Linked DNA regions of Homo sapiens: region 2 is linked to region 1. A link is a loop called in an ENCODE intact Hi-C map of the cell type or tissue named here. Cell type or tissue: endothelial cell of umbilical vein. All regions are shown on one strand. Each heading gives the region's core, and the rest is flanking DNA. Links, peaks and the distances in the headings are about the cores only.

The links. Hi-C counts contacts between places; a loop is a spot of excess contacts. Peaks named below come from ENCODE experiments on the same cell type or tissue, not always from the same donor. Only the 100,000 strongest peaks of a DNase experiment are listed, where the experiment ranks them.
Region 2: it touches region 1 in a loop (8-fold over the local background); 36 of 110 quality-filtered maps call a loop at or near these places.

Annotation. Positions count from the first base shown.
Region 1 is chr11:62,905,011-62,913,333 of GRCh38, forward strand. CHRM1 (cholinergic receptor muscarinic 1) reads right to left here. Exons shown (of 2, transcript NM_000738.3): 2 at 3,669-6,168. The coding sequence starts at 6,090. The coding sequence ends at 4,708. It overlaps CHRM1-AS1 (CHRM1 antisense RNA 1), which reads left to right and starts at 4,397. Exons shown (of 3, transcript NR_199052.1): 1 at 4,397-4,605; 2 at 5,593-5,835. In endothelial cell of umbilical vein, for the core only: CTCF peaks have their summits at 1,127 (motif pointing right) and 4,296 (motif pointing right); DNase peaks (open chromatin) are centred at 1,141 and 4,311.
Region 2 is chr11:62,970,193-62,978,515 of GRCh38, forward strand. It overlaps SLC22A6 (solute carrier family 22 member 6), which reads right to left. Exons shown (of 10, transcript NM_153276.3): 9 at 6,992-7,195; 10 at 6,405-6,689. The coding sequence ends at 6,602. Among named protein-coding and RNA genes, the nearest start is that of SLC22A6, 11 kb to the right of the region's middle. In endothelial cell of umbilical vein, for the core only: a CTCF peak has its summit at 5,124; no DNase peak of the experiment used is centred there.

The DNA of each region.
Region 1 (8,323 bases), core at 283-8,282:
GGCTGAAAAATAAACAAAAATAGTATTTGTGACACAAGAAAAATTATATGAAATTCAAATCTCAGTGATATTCAAAGAAAATATTTTTGGAACACAGCCATGCTCATTTAAGTATATATTGTCTATGGCTGCTTTTGACTGCATCAGCAGAGTTGAATAGTTGTGACAGAGACTGTGTAATATTGGAGTACCTTCACAATATTCTTGATTTTGTCTCTTGGTCTGCAGAGTCTAAAACTAAAATATTTGCTGTCTGGCCCTTTATAGAAAAAATTTGCTAATCCCTGAATTAAGGGATTGTTTTGGCACTTTGGGCAAGAAGCCTGGACTAGTTTGGAGGCAGTGGGGATGTAGACAACTGGATGAATTTGTGAACAATTCAGGAGATACGCTGAGTACAGGGAGTAAAAGACAGAAGGAGTCTGGGATGACTCCCAGCTTTCTGGTTTGAGCAACGTGTGAATGGTGGTGCTAGCCAGGCCAGGAATATCAAGAGAGAAAGTGAAACTCAAGGGCAGGGGAAGGACAGGGACTCACAGTGAAGAGTGAGAACTGTTTTCAGGCTTATTTTGTGTGATAGTCTGATTTGTGGGGTTATCCAGTGTGTGTATGTTACCAAAGGTGCTAACAACAACGATGTCAGAAGCAATAACCTCAAGCTCTCTCAAGCCCCTTAGAGCCTGAGGCTGGTGTGGGGAACCTGGCCATTCAAAAGACTTTTGTGCTCTAAAGGTGAGCAGGTACTTGTCTAAATTTCCAGTTGGGTCAGCATGAGTCCTGTGAAATCCCAGCCAGTGTCCTAAGAATAAAACCAAGGATTCCAAAGGCCTGGGGCCATGGGGGATTAGGAGAAGTTGGAGCTGTTCCTAGATGCCAAGCCCCCTACCTTCTATCTCCTTGTTGGTGAATTTGGTATACTGGCCAGAGAGGTAGGGCCTGTCTCTGCAAGTTTATAGTGGTATCCAAGGAAGCTGATTCTTCTGGGGTCTGATGTACCTGCTGAGACTTGGGGGCAGGGACTGGGGTGGCCAGAATCACCTACTCCATCTTGTCCTGTGGTCTTGTCTGATAAGCAGGCTCAGGCGGGTTACAAGAGCCGTGTTTTGGCAGAGCTATTCCTGTGATTGCCGGCAGATGGCGCTAAAGCAACACGGTGGGAGTGGAAGGAAGGTGGCGCAGGAGGAGAGAGGATCCTAACTTCTCCAGGCCGGAGAAGGGGTTGGTAGCAGTAGAGGGGAAGACAGCATTCAAAAAGCCGCTTCATTCTTTCCCTATTTCCAGCTCAGGCGTGTAGTCGCCCTTGTTTCTGGGGCCAAGAAAGACTCTCAGAACGGGGCAGTGGTGGAGTGTTTGGGGTGGACAGTTGCCATGTCCAGCCACCCTCTCTCTTTGGGTTTATCCCATTTCCCCAATTCTCTGGCAGCTGGGCCTGCAGGAATCTAGCTTCAGAGGACTGAGGGCACAGACCCCATCTCCGGGAAGCCTTCCTGGAATGCACACACCCTTTCCCGCCGAAACTTGTTCCCCCAAACTGCTTTAACCAAGCCATGATGGGATTTAAGTTTCTTCTCCCTGGATTGGGGGCATGGGCTTTTCAAAGCTCAGGCTGGAGGTGTAGGGTCAGAGCTGGGTCTGAAACTAGTCCTGGTTTCTGGCATTTACCGGTGAGCAGCCCTGTCCCGTGGTAACACTGATCATAGAGCCATTGAGGGCATTTCCCTACAATCTCTCTCATCCTCCTAACACTTCTGCAAAGGGCTTGTTCCCGTTTCAGAGATGAAGACACTGAGAAGAGACATGCCTAAGGTTGTTCAGTGAGGGACATGGCAGGTCAGACCTGCATCTGGGACAAGGGACAAGTGTGAACTGCTAGCTCCATTCCTGATGTGAATACCAGATTTACCCCCTCCACTTCTGGCCTTCAGTAGAGACCAGGTTAATCTGGCCCCAAAGTTCCTATTCTCCCAGCACTGCTCAGCTTGCTCAGTCCTTCTGCCTCCCAGGACCTCAGTTTCAACGCCTTTAACATGGGGCAGGGCATTTAGCCTTAAAGGGGCCTTAGGGCTGTGAGGGAGCAGTGGTAAGGGAGGGGCCCTCTTAGGAACTTGAGCTCACAACCCCGTAAGCTGTGCTGGTGGGAAGGGGATATGGGGTTTGGATCCTTCCAAACAGGAAGGTCCAAACAGCAGGGTCATTCTCACAGTGCTGTAGTTCCTGGCTAGCCTATCCTGTTTAGATCTTCAATGGATACCATTTCCTATCGTGTTGGAAGCTTTCTTCCAAAGGCTTCTGGGAGTCCCAACGGCTATAAGGGGGCTGAATCTCCACTCCTCTCTCTGCAAGGGCTTAGCTCCACCCAGGACCTCATCCCTCTAGGCCAATGATTCTCAAACTTTACCCTGCATCAGAACACCTAGAGGGCTTGTTAAAAATAGGTGGCGAGTTCCACAGAGTTTCTGATTTAGTAAATCTAGGAGGACCCTGAGAATTCTCATAGCTAACAAGTTCCCAGGTGATACTGGGGCTACTGGTCAGAACCACTGTGAACTGAAAGATTCACTCAGCAAGTCTGGATTATCCGAATCCTGCACATTTGCACATTTCAAAGAAAGGTTTGGCCTTGCCTGGCTCCTGGAAGATAACACTAAACCCTTGGAATATCCTGCCTGGTAAGTGTTTTTGCTTACCTTTGCTCCTTGGGCCACATGGTATCAGTTTAACTTCTGGAAGGGCTGGAGACTAAGTAAGGTCAGCCATGTGGGTGGTCAGCTATGCTTACACGATCAGCCTCCAGTAAGAACATTGGACACCAAAGCTCTGGTGAGCTTTCTTGGTTGGCAGTACTTCATTTTTTTTTGTCATACATCATTGCTTGGAAGATTGGGCACTGTCTGCACGACTCCACTGGGAGAGGACAGCTGGAAGTTTGTATCTGGTCTCTCCTGGTCTCTGCTCTGTGCACCTTTTGCTGTTGCTGTTTTATGCTCTATGTTCTTTCACTGTAATAAACTGTGAGGATAATAACTTTGCTGAGTTCTATGCATCATTCTAGCAAATCACTGAACCCAATGATCGTCTTGGAAACCACTACTCCAGGCTACGGGATTAACCTCTCTAGAATTCCTTTGCGTTGGGCTTTGGGGACCCTTCACCAAAGAAGTGCCTTATAACCTGACCTGAGGGTCATCCTGATGGAGTGTTTTGGCCTAAATACTTTAGGCTGTCATCTACTCAGTCCAGAGGTCAGGAGGTTATGAATTGCCTGGAAGTCTGGGTGTTGCTCTGTGGGGTAACCCTGAACAATCCTCCTGGATCTCTGGGCCTTATCTCCTCATGTGTAAATGGGGGTTTGGAAGAGTTCTGTTCTCCCCGGGTATGGCAGAGCCAATAGAGAATATGCAGGGATGTGGGCAGGGTTGGTTTATTTCACCTAGCTGCCTCACTTCCAGAGGTCAGGTCTGCCTTTTATAGCCCCACTCACCTGAGCCAGGGACTCCACGGTGCTGGGGTCCCCAGGCTTTAGTAGATCCAACCATGCAGTGCTGGCCCTCCTAGAACCACTTTCACGGCCACGGCCCACATTCCAAAGTACTTGGGCCCTCCCTGCCCCATTCAGCCCTGGCCTGAGACCAAGGCCTTGAGCCAACACAGTTAGGAAGGCCCCTTAGTGCCCGCTGGTTATGTGGCTTTATTCACAGACTCAGCACTTGCTGAGGATGAAAGGAAAGAACATTTGGGGCCAGGCTGGGCCTGGAGATCCGGGTGGCTGGGAGGCCATGCATGGGTTGGATTGGGGAGCTCACAGGAGAGAACCTGCTGGCTGGGCCAGGCCTGTGTGGGGCAGGGCCGGAGGCAGGCAGCATGCGGGAGGCCTGGCTAGATCTGCATGGAGCAGATCCATCCAGGTGGTGGCTGTGAGCCAGGAGGGAGGGACTGAGGCTTCTCTGGGGCAGGGGGTATGGATTTGCGGCTGGATAGCAGGCACACTTGACTCCCACTCCCAGGAAAATGATATTGTAGGACAGTCAGGACACCTGGCTCCTGGTCCTGTTGCTGCCTCGGGACTTGATATGTGACTAGCCAAGCCGGACCCTTCCAGTGTCATTGTCTTGCTGATGCTTGGACATTTGCCTTGGAGTTGACCCACCTAGGGACCCTCTGAGGACATTTGTGGACAATCCTGGAGAGTATGCCTAGGGCCCAGGTGGGCGGGCTCTGCCTATGAAGCGAGGGGATTCCCCAGCTCCCTGTCATCTGGCTTTTCTCCCAGCGGCCAGTTCAGTTTCTGGCTGTGCCCCCCAGGGGGCACCATCTCACACCGCAATCTGGGCCGCTGCTGGGCCAAGGAATACTTAATGTTAAGCCTTCTTTCTCCTGGCCCGCCCTGCTGGCTCCTGACTTCCTGCCTAAAGGCAAACAAGGAGTCCAAAGCCCGGATCCTCCTCCCGGGCCTTCTTCCTGGTGAAGAGCGCATTCCCACCCAGCAGGGAACAGAAAAACCAGTTCCCCGGGTTTCCCTCCCTGCCTGGGAATAGCGAAGTCTGGAAAGTTGGCAGGGTCTCTCTGGGCTGCCCAGGAAGGTGACCCAGGGTCCTGGGAAGCCAGGTGAGGCCTGAGCAGGGCCCTGGGGCTGAGGATGCAGCCCCTGCCCTCTTCCCACCGGCCTTTCCCGGGGACTGGGGTGGAGGGATGCAGGAGAGGGGACTATCAGCATTGGCGGGAGGGAGTGCGGTGCACGGAGCCAGGGCGCTTGGGGATCTTGCGCCAGCGTCTCTTGTCCCAGCGGCAAAGCAGCAGCAGGCGAAAGGTGTCCCGGAAGGCTTTGTTGCAGAGTGCGTAGCACATGGGGTTGATGGTGCTGTTGACGTAGCACAGCCAGTAGCCCAGCTCCCACAGGGTCTCGGGAACACAGTCCTTGCAGAAGGTGGACACCAGCACCATGATGTTGTACGGTGTCCAGGTGAGGATGAAGGCCAGGAGGATGGCACTCAGGGTCCGAGCCGCCTTCTTCTCCTTGACCAGCGAGAAGGTCTTCCGCTTGGCCAGCTGCTCCTTTCCACGGGGCTTCTGGCCCTTGCCAGCTCGATCACGCCCTTTCTTAGTCGGCCTCTTGACTGTATTTGGGGAGCTCCGTGGGGGCTGCTTGGTGGGGGCCTGTGCCTCGGGGTCCACCATTGGCATCTTGATCACCACTTCGGAGCCAGGCTCCTCTCCCTCTGAGGATGTGAGGGACTCCATGGAGCCTTCGTCCTCTTCCTCTTCTTCCTTCCAGCTGTAGGCCTGCAGCAGCCTGGGGGCCCGGCAGCAGCGACAGCAGCGGCCTGGAGGAGTCTCTGGTGAGCCCTCAGCCCCTGGCTGAGACCTCTCTGAGCTGCTGCTGCTGCCACCCCCTTTGCCTGGCGTCTCGGAGCCCTGAAGGGCTGCCAGCTCCCGTGCTCGGTTCTCTGTCTCCCGGTAGATGCGCCAGTAGAGCGTGCACATGACTGTGACAGGGAGGTAGAAGGCAGCCATGGCTGTGCCAAAGGTGATGATGGGCTGGGAGAGGAACTGGATGTAGCACTGCCCAGCTAGCACTGTCCGCTCCCCTACCAGGTACTGCCAGAAGAGGATGGCTGGGGCCCAGAGCACAAAGGAAACCAGCCAGGCCAGGCCGATCATCAGAGCTGCCCGGCGGGGTGTGCGCTTGGCACGGTAGCTCAGGGGCCGAGTCACGGAGAAGTAGCGGTCAAAGCTGATGAGCAGCAGATTCATGACGGAGGCATTGCTGGCCACATAGTCCAGGGCCAGCCAGAGGTCACAAGCCAGCGTGCCCAGAGCCCAGTGGCCCATGAGCAGGTACGTGGTATAGAGGTTCATGGAGAAGGTACCGATGATGAGGTCAGCACAGGCCAGGCTCAGCAGGAAGTAGTTATTGACTGTCTTGAGCTCCGTGTTGACCTTGAAAGAGATGAGTACCAGCAGGTTGCCTGTCACTGTGGCTAGCGACAGGAGGCCCGTGGTGATCCCAATGAAGGCCACTTGCCAGGGACCCTTTCCTGGTGCCAGGACGGTGATGTTGGGGCTGACAGCAGGTGGGGCTGAAGTGTTCATGGTGGCTAGGTGGGGCTGGGGTTGGAGAGCCCCTTCCTCCAGGCACGCTACAGGGCTTCCTCAGGGGAAAGTCATCACCTGAAAAGAGAGGACATGGGCTTTGGTTGGGCCACTGGACATTTCTGATAGACCTTATTGGAAGATGCTAGGGATGTAATTCTTGCCCTTGCAGAGCTTCAGACCAGATAGCATCACCCTCCCTTACCGGTGCCCACTCATGGTCATTTATCATGCACTTTCCCAGCCATAAGTGGATTTGCCAGCAGCGTGGAGTGGCTTTGGGATCCAGGGATTTGAATCTTCATTCCAGTTTTACCTTTCAGACTCCAGGCCTCCATTTTCTTACTGGGAAATTACTACAAATTCCTATCTTACATAACTCGGGTTGCAGGAGTTGGGAAACTCACTTTGTATACAGTCCTGCCAAATTCTCAAAGCATTTCACTCAACTTTATTAAAGCCCTCACTTACTGAGTAGTCACTGCATGCCAGACACAGTACTAACCACCTAAATGAATTATCTAATTTAACTGCTGTACGTCTCTAGGAGAAAGGGCTCTTATTATGCCCATCTCACTGTGAGGGAACTGTGGCTCTGAGCAGCTGCAAGCCTTGGCCATGGTGACAGAGATAGTAAGTATGATAAGAACCCGCAAGAACAGAAATGTGTCCTAAAACAGGAAAGAAAGAAAAGAAGCCATTCTCACTCTCCCCGGGTATGTGGTGCTCCAGTGGGATTCTTCCACTAATAAGGAGAGATGGGAAGAAAGGGGAGTTCCTGAGAAGATAAACAGAGAGAGATGGGAACAGAGGGGCCTTAGGGGTGTGTGCGTGCATGTATTTTTTTCTGCACGTTTTTCTGCGCATGCGGGTTTACATACGTATGTAGGGGGTGGTATTTGGGGCTGAATTGAATTCTCTATGAGGGCAGCAGGGAAAATTGTGCTGGACTCAGACACTCAGTTGCTAGTAAGAAGGTCTGGGGCAGGCCGGCGTGGTGGCTCACACCTGTAATCCCAGCACTTTGGGAGGCAGAGGCAGGCGGATCATGAGGTCAGGAGATCGAGACCATCCTGGCTAACATGGTGAAACCCCATCTCTACTAAAAATACAAAAAATTAGCCGGGCGTGGTGGCACGCATCTGTAGCCCCAGCTACTTGGGAGACTGAGGCAGGAGAATCGTTTGAACCTGGGAGGCGGAGGTTGCAGTGAGTCAAGACTGTGCCACTGCACTCCAGCCTGGGCAACAGAGCAAGACTCCATCTCAAAAAAAAAAAAAAAAAACCAAAAGGAAAAAAAAAAGAAGGTCTGGGGCAAAAGCAGGAAGCAGGGATGAGGGCCTCAGCTCCTAGCTCAGTGGGGGTCTGGGCCCATGGGGTGTGGGAGGCTTCCCTCCCTCTCCTGGCTCTGTTCCTGGGCCCCAGCTGAGTGAGGAGAAGCAAGGGAAATGGGAAGATCCCCCAGACTTTTCTTGGATCTGGAATCTGCTCCAGGCACTAAGCCTGGGTAAAGAGAAAGGCCGGGGCCCTTAACAACCTGCTGGCTGGGCAGGAGGCCCCCACAGCCACAGTGAAGCCAGATGGAAGGGTAAAGGTCCAGGCAGCTCAGCCAGGGGCTTGCTGCCATGTGATTTGGTGGGTCCCTTCCTGCTCTGGGCCTCAGGCATCCATCTGACCATTGAAGAGGTTGAGGGTCCCCTGACCCTCAGCTGTGGCCTCCAGGGGCTATATTGTTGGGAAAATTCCAAGGGAGAGATGTTAGGCAAGGGCCCACTGAGCCCTGGTGTTCCTTGGGCACCTGGCCTGTGACAGGCTGCTGTGATAGGTGGCCTGGGTGGTTTGTGGCTGAGGGCATCTCCATGGTTTGCCGTGAACCCTCAGTGTGTACAAGTCACTGACAGCGTGGCGAGTTCAGTGGGGGACAGAATGAGCAAGGACTGTGGCTGGCAGTGTGTGCTTGTGTGTCTGGGACAGTTTGCACATGAGGGGGCATGTGCAACCTGGACTCTGGAGCCAGACTATCTGGATTTGAATCTAGTCTATCCTGTTCACTGGATGTGTGATTATTGCTAGTGATATAACTTCTATATGCCTAGGTTTCCTTAATTGAAAAATGGGATAATACCCATTAGCAAGACTGTCACCTCTTTTCAGGTGATGAGGATTAAATGAATCAATGCATGTAAGGTGCTTAGAATGGCCCTGGCACATGGTAAACAGTAGGTCTCCTTTA
Region 2 (8,323 bases), core at 135-8,134, 65 kb after region 1:
TGAACAGTTGCTTTAGATCATTAGTCTTCAGAGAAATGTAAATTAAAACTACAATAAGATACCAGTACACATTCACTAGAATGGCTTAAGTTAAAAACAGCAGTCAGACCAGGCATGGTGACTCATGCCTGTAATCCCAGCACTTTGAGAGGCTGAGGCAGGTGGATCATTTGAGGTCAGGAGTTCGAGATCAGCCTGGCCAACACGGCAAAACCTCATCTCTATTAAAAATACAAAAAAATTAGCTGGGTGTGGTGGTGCGCACCTGTAATCCCAGCTACTCAGGAGGCTGAGGCAGGAGAATTGCTTGAATCCAAGAGGTGGAGGTTGCAGTGAGCAGAGATCGCACCACTGCACTCCAGCCTGGGCTACGGAGAGAGACTCCATCTCAAAAAACAACAACAAAAAAAGCAATCATACCAAGTTTTGACAAAGATGTGGAACAACTGGATCTCTCATATACAGCTGGTGGGAATATAAAATGTTAAGAAAATTGTTTGGCTATTTCTTTTTGTAAAATTTTGGCTGGTGTGTTAGCTCATGCCTACAACCCCAGCACTTGGGGCCAGGAGTTTGACATCAGCCTGGGTAACATGGCGAGACCCTGTCTCTACTAAAAACATGGTTTAAAATTGTTTATTTATTTTTATTTTTTAGAGACAGGGTCTTGCTATGTTGTCCAGGCTGGTCTTGAACTCTTGGGGTCAAGGGGTCCTCCTGCGTCAGCCTCTTGAGTTACTGGGATTATAGGCATGAGCCACCAAACCCGGCTGTTTGGCTGTTTCTTAAAAAGTTAAACATACACGTTACATAGTACTCAGCCATTCCACTCCTTGATATTTAAGGATAATATAATGGAAAGATGAAACTAATCTGGGCAAGAGAATCTGGTTCAAGAGAAGTAGAAACCTATGTCTAGAAGGAGCATGAGAAAACTTTTGGTGGTGATGGATATGTTCATTGTCTTGATTGTAGTGATGGTTTCATGGATGTATGCATGTGTTGAAACTCATCCGATTTTACACTGTAAATATGAGCGACTCTGCCTGGGCATCATAGGGAGACCCTGTCTCTTCAAAAAAATACAAACATTAGCTAGGAGTGGTGGCCCTTGCCTGTAGTCCCAGCTGTTCAGGAGGCTGACATGGGATAATTGCTTGAGCCCAGAAGGTTAAGGCTGCAGTGAGCTGTGATCTCACCACTGCACTCCAGCCTGGGGCCAAGAGCGAGAGCCTGTCTCAACAATACCAACACCACCACCACCTGAGCAACTAATTATCTGTCTGTTGTATTTCAATAAAGCTGTAAAAATATAAGATATCTTTGACCACAAATCATAGAAAAACGAACTCACACCGGCTTAAAGTATAAGGAGGACTTAAATTGTTACCCTTAACAATCAGAGCAGAGGTAGGTGGTGCCAGTATTGATTAAATTGGTGGGGTTAAATCATCAAACCCCAGATTAGTTCCATCTTTCCATTACAATATCCTCATTGGTTGCCTTAGTCCATGCTCCGGTTTCCCTCTGGGTTACAGGATGGCTGCCACAGTTCTGGACATCCATCCAGACTCAACGTTGTCCGCCACCTACATCTAAACCCTACATTCAGCCCTTACAGGCTGCTTGGTCTCTTCTATGGGTGTGGTTCACATGGCACTTACTATTGCTACTGGGGTGCAGGATTCTATCGGGGGAGGGGTTTAGGAGGAGCAGACCTCACTAGAATGGGTCAGGGAACTGAGCCTCAAGTTCATCTAGCTTATTACTGCAGAATTTTTTTTTTTGAGAGGAGTCTCGCTCTTGTTGCCCAGGCTGGAGTGCAGTGGCACGATCTCGGCTCACTGCAACCTTCACCTCCCAGGTTCAAGCTTCTCCTGCCTCAGCCTCCTGAGTAGCTGAGATTACAGGCAACCACCACCACACCCAGCTAATTTTTGTACTTTTAGTAGAGATGGGGTTTCACCACGTTGGCCAGGATGGTCTTGAACTTCTGACCTCAGGTGATTCGCCTGCCTCAACTTCCCAAAGTGCTGGGATTACAGGCATGAGCCACCGCACCCGGTCATTACTACAGCATTTTTGCAGTAGAGTCTTCCGCTGTTCTATGACTATGACATGAACCACATGGAGACAGTCACATCTCAGAGAACATCCAAATGGTTTTCTTGAAAGAGGAGGTGCAGTGGGGCAATGGAGTCTACCCAGTCAGTGTTTTCCTTTTGCTTCCTGCACCTATGACACAATTTTCCTTTCACAATTTTTAAACACAAGGAATGGTAGTGGTGGGAGTGTAGCACAGAGCAGTCTAGGAGTCCCAAACTTAAGTGTCTACAAGGGCTAGTGGCTAATTTAGACTCTGTGAATCCGACAAGCTATAAGACAGTAGGAAGAGGTGAGGCCTGTGATGATCCAGACATTACAACCCATCCCTACAAAAATTATAGTGCATGGGAAAAAGAAAATCTCCAGAGGCCTCCCTGGAGGAATCTAAGAACAAGGGATGCATATCAGTTTCATATTGCTGTTGTTAACAAACTGCCACAAATTTAGTGGCTTAAAACAGTACAGATTTGTTCTCTTGTAATTCTGGAGGCCAGATGTCTAAAATCAATATGTCAGCAGGGCGTGGTAGCTCACGCCTGTAATTCTAGCAGTTTGGGAGGGCAAGGCAGGCGGATCACCTAGGGTCAGGAGTTCGAGACCAGCCTGTCCAACATGGTGAAACCCTGTCTCTACTAAAAATACAAAAATTAGCGGGGCATGATGGTGCACGCCTGTAGTCCCAGCTATTTGGGAGGCTGAGGTGGGAGAATCACTTGAACTCGGAAGGCAGCCTGGCCAACATGGCGAAACCCCATTTCTACAAAAAATACAAAAAGTAGCTGGGCATGGTGATACGTGCCTGTAATCCCAGCTACTCGGGAGGCTGAGGCAGGAGAATTGCTTGAACCCAGGAGGTGGAGGTTGCAGTGAGCCGAGATTGCGCCCCTGCACTCCGGCCTGGGTGACAGAGTGAGACTCCGCCTCAAAAAAAAAAAAAAAAGAAAAAAAAATCAATATGTCGACCCAGCTGCGTTTCTTCTGCAGGCTTTAGGGGAGAATCCATTTCCTTGCCTTTTAGAGGCCATTTGCATTCTTTGGCTGGTGGTTCCTTCTTTTTTTTTTTTTTTTTTTTTGACAACACCAAATGCGTTTACTTAGTGGTTTGAATGATAAGTTATTGAATGAATTGAGGTTTATGGTCTCTGTTTTGACTTGAATGTGTTTTTTAAAAATTCTTTTTGGTCCTTTCTTGCTTCACTCCACCCTCTTGCTTCTGTTGTCTCATCTACTACCCACTCTGATCTCCTGCCTTTCTCCTATAAGTACTGTTGTGACCACATCGGGTCCACCCAGATAATCCAGGATAACCCACCCCTGATCTCAAAATCCTTAGTTTAATCACAACTGCAAAATCGCTTTTACCATGTAAGGTAACATACAGGTTCCAGAGATTAGGATGTGGGCATATTTGGGGACCATTATTCAGCTTCCCACATGATATGAAATTTAGCTATTTGGGCATCTGCTCTATATGTGACCCAAATGGGTCATGCAAACTCCCAGGAAAGGGGAGAGAAGAGCCTAAGGGAGGGGCTTGGAGTGGTGTGAAACTGGGGCTGTCAAGGTGGGACCTGGGATGATGGCATGGAGCCCTGAGAATGTGGCACTCTACAGGACCAGGCAGTTGAGGATCCTCCTGAGTGTGCCATCCTGGCCAGGAAACTGAGGGTGGCTACAAGGCCCTGCCAAGCTGGCTGAGGATAGGACCTGTGGTCAAAACTGGAGATAGGCCAGGTGCAGTGGCTCATGCCTGTAATCTCAGCACTTTGGGAGGCTGAGGCGAACGGATCACTTGAAGTCAGGAGTTCAAGACCAGCCTGGCTAACATGGTGAAACCCTGTCTCTACTAAAAATAGAAAAATTAGCCAGGTGTGGTGGTATGCACCTATAATCCCAGCTACTTGGGAGGCTGACATTGCAGTGAGAATTCCTTGAACCCGGGAGGCGGAGGTTGCAGTGAGCTGAGATCGTGTCACTGCACTCCAGCCTGGGCAACAGAGAAAGACACTGTCTCAGGAAAAAAAAAAAAGGGGGAGAGCATCTGAGGCCACTCTGGTGGGGCATGACAGTGTCCCAACTCAGCCTCAGGGCCAAGGCTAGAGGATGGGATCTGAGCCTGTGTTTGGGGCTGACTCCTTGGGGAGGCAAGGTCAGAAGTCACTTACTGGTGACTTAGAAGTGGGAGGAAGGTAGGGTTCTCTTTTGTCAAGGGCACAGGATGAGTATAGGAAGTCCCAGGCCAGGAGCTAGGGGAATGGATTCTGTGTGAATGGTCTGAGCTGGCTGAATCAGCACCCAGGACTTTTACCAGTTGGGGTGCAGCTGGGGCAGGCTACAGCTGGCTCTGGGCAGCCTTGCTGAGGCATCTGCAGATACCAGGTGATCTGAGCACAGAGATGAGAGACTTGCAGGAGGAGCCAGGGCATGTCAGAGTTGCTGGCAGGGTCTGGAGCCAGTGGTAGGCCAAGTCACTGGTCTCAAAACCCGGGATCTGCAGAAGCAGGGCTAAATCCATGTGTCTCGACTCCCGGTCTCAGTCCAGACACTCCACGAGGCTCATCCATGAGGGCAGTGCTGCCTGAGAAACTGCAGGATGACTGGGGCTGATGACCCACAAGCAACCAATGGGAGCATGAGGAGTTTCAGCACCAAGGGGGAACACCAAGGCTTCAGATGTTCCAGGAGGTGAGGTGGGTTGTGGTGATTTCTGCTGTGCCCAGATTTGCCCTGAGAGTCCTGTTGTCTGAGTTGCTGTGAGCTCTCCCCGGGCTGTGTGGTTTTTTTTCAGGGGATCTTCAGGCCAACCTCTCTTTCCAGATTGCCCTAAGTCAACCTGAGCCCCTGGCCAGGGTCCCACCTGGAAGGCAGTGTGTACAGCTCAAGTAATGAATGTAGACTTTCCCCTGGGGGATAAGGGGCTGGCTCGCGGGCCAGGCTGGCTGCTGGGGATAGGGTTCCAGGCAGTGTGCCAGCGAGCATTTATGGCAGGGTGCGGCAGGCCTCACTCCTGCCACCTGTAGGTGTGAACAGGGCTGCATTTCTCGGGCTGCCCTTCTCGGGCTGCCCCAGGCTTCCCTGAAGTGAGCTATTTTGAGGACACAGATGCTGGACATCCTGGTCTTTTCCTGACTGTAACCCTTAAATTGCCTTCCCCCCAACTCCTTTCACATGGTTCCTCCCATGATCATCTCCCTTCCTCCCCTTCTCGTCCTTTTCTTTTCAGCCCAGAAGGAAGGAGGAGAAGCTGGGTCCTGGGGGTGAAAGAGGCTAAAGTTTCAATGCCTCACAGCTCCTGGCAGCAGAGGGGTCAGGCACACATATCCTGGTGCCAGATTGTCTGGATTCTCATCCTGACTCCACAATTTACCAGCTGTGTGAACTGGACAGGTTACTTAACCTCTCTGTGTCTTGATTTTCTTATCTGTAAAATAGGGAATAATTGTAGTAATCTCCAAGGGTTACAGGGAGGAGTAAATGAGTTAATATAGGCAAATGGCTTAGGACAGTGCCTGGCACATAGTTAGCATTCAGTGCTGGGTCTCACTGGGTATGTTCCCCACTCCCCCTTCCCTCTTCTCTTCCCTCCACCAGCCCAGAGCCTACAGGAGGCAGAACAACCAAGAGAGCTCAGGTAGTGCAGCAGGCAGGATTAGGTTAGCTAGCAGGCTAATCTAGAGCGGGTTTTGAGTCCAGACCCTGCTGGAATCTAGAGATTCCATCATCCTGAGCATGCTGCTAGAGGGGCCAACATCCTGAAGTCATAGCTGTTGTCTTTTTTTTTTTTTTTTTTTTTTTAAATAGAGGCAGCGTCTCGCTATGTTGCCCAGGCTGGTCTTGAACTCCTGGCTCAAGTGATCCACCCGCCTCGGCCTCCCAACGTGCTGGGATTACAGGTGTGAGCCACCACACCTGGCCAGCTATTGTCCTTTTTCTTCTCCTTTGCTGTCAGAGGTTCCCATCTGCTCTCAGAGTGGGAGGAGCTTGAAACAAAGCCTCTGATTGGCTGCTTTCATTTCAGCCTGTCATTTCAGCCCTTGTCAGTTTCCAGCCTGACAGGGAAGGGAGGAGCATTAGATATTTAGCTAAATCTCACAGAAATATTTGAATAGGTTAGAGGATGGGGGAGGGAAGAGGGAGGGATAGAAAGGGGCAAAGGCAAGAGTCTTTTCTAATTTTCTGGGATGGTTTGTAAAGTCCCGGGGATGGAGTGGGTGGGAGGGGACTGTATGGCCTCTTGGGCTGGAAGCTGACTAAAATGGAGTGGCCATTCCTTTTGAGACAAGAGAGACACAGAGAGATGGTGCGCAGTCAAACCTTTTAATGATGTGGTTCTGGTGGGGTTTATAAAGGGAGGTGGACCCCTGGGAAGATGCTTTCCTGAACCACAACCCCCACACTTGGGTCACCATTTCCTCTTCCTCCTCCTTGTGTGGGTGGCCGGAGACCTGTAGGACCTTCCCTCCCTTTAGGGTTCTGTAAGGCCCCTTCTCAGTCCTCAGAGTCCATTCTTCTCTTGTGCTGAGGCCTGCAGTGGGACCATATACTTCTGGTGCTCTTGTTGCTGTCGCGTCTGTTTCCCTTTCCTGCAGGGCGGCAGAAGAATGGCACTCTGGGTATGCAGCCTCCAGGCCAGGGCCGGGATATGGAGGCTCCCAGGGGGTCTCCGCTCAGCTATGCCTGGACACCTGCTCTCTGCCCCAAATACCTACTGCTCCCTGGAGCTGGGATCCCCAGGAAGGATTCTAGGAGAAGCTCAGGCAATTGGGGACAAAGGGACACAGAGCTTTGGGCTAGAAGAGGAAGCCTGGGCTTGAGTCTCAATACCACCCCACCCTGCATGTGTTACCTGGGATATATCCCTGCTTCTTTCTGAGTGGGGGCCCACCTGCTCTCCAGGTCCTGCACCGTGTCTGGCAGTGGCTGGCCCAGGGTCTCTGGCAGGAGGACAGTGACAGCGCTGGCGGCCACAGGAACAGCACCGTAGATGAAGAGAGGCATGGAGGGGTAGAGCTCGGCAGTCATGCTCACCAGTGGGCTCACGATGCTGCCCACTCGGGCCATGGTGCTGCCCATTCCCATGCCTGTCTGCCTGCAGGGCCCGCAGCAGATGGGTGTTGGTTAGAGTTCCAGCATGAATGCCCAGATGCTGGTCCCATTTGGAGGGTGGCAGCTCAGGCTCAGCCCCCAGGACACTCCCGGTACCTCCTCTCTTCCCCATTTGATTAGCAAACCAATTTGGCGATTTTTTTTTTTCTTGTAGAGATAGGGTCTCTGTGTTGCCAGGGCTGGTCTTAAACTCCTGGGCTCAAATGGTCCTCCCCCACCACAGCTGTTGGTGATCTTTTGAAAAAGAGAAGTTGGAAAGGGTTCTGGCCAGAGAATAAGGAGACTTAAGATTGAATTTTGCCTTTGCCCTTAACTTGCTGTGTGACTTTGGGCAAGCCCCTTTCCCTCCGTGGGCTTCAGTTTCTGCAGCTGTCAAATGATTCAGTTGTGGTACACCTATGGTTCTCAGATCACCTGGAGGAATTGTGTTATAGTTGCAACAAGCCAACATACACCTATTGGATTAGAATCCCTAGGGGGAGGGAGCTGGAATCTGCATGTTAAGAACATTCTTCATGAGAGAAGAGGTTAAAAACATTGACTCAGGAGACATACTGCTTGGGGTTCAAATGCATGCTTCACCATTTGTTAGCTGCATGATCTTGGAGAAGTCACTTAACCTCTCTTTGCCTCAGCTTTCACGTTTGTAAATGGGAATAATGATAGTGCCTACCACAATGGCTTGTTATGCAGATTAAATGAATTAATATTTGTGAAAAGTTTAAGACACTGCCTGGTACATAGTGAGTGCTTCGGATTATTGCTCTTTCATCTGAAATCTGGTAAGGGCACAGGACCATGACCCTCAGGGTTCCACTTTGCAGACCTTACAGGCCCACTCCAAGTAGCCCAGGGAAGCCTGACATTTCTTTGTTATCTCATGTAAATTTTGCATCCCATTCTTGTTTATTTTATTTTATTTTATTTTATTTTATTTTATTTTATTTTATTTTATTTTTTTGAGACAGAGTCTCACTCTCTTGCTGGGGCTGGAGTGCAGTGGCGCGATGTCAGCTTATTGCAACCTCCGCCTCCCAGGTTCAAGCTATTCTCCTGCCTCAGCCTCCTGAGTAGCTGGGACTACAGGTGTGTGCCACTATGCCCAGCTAAT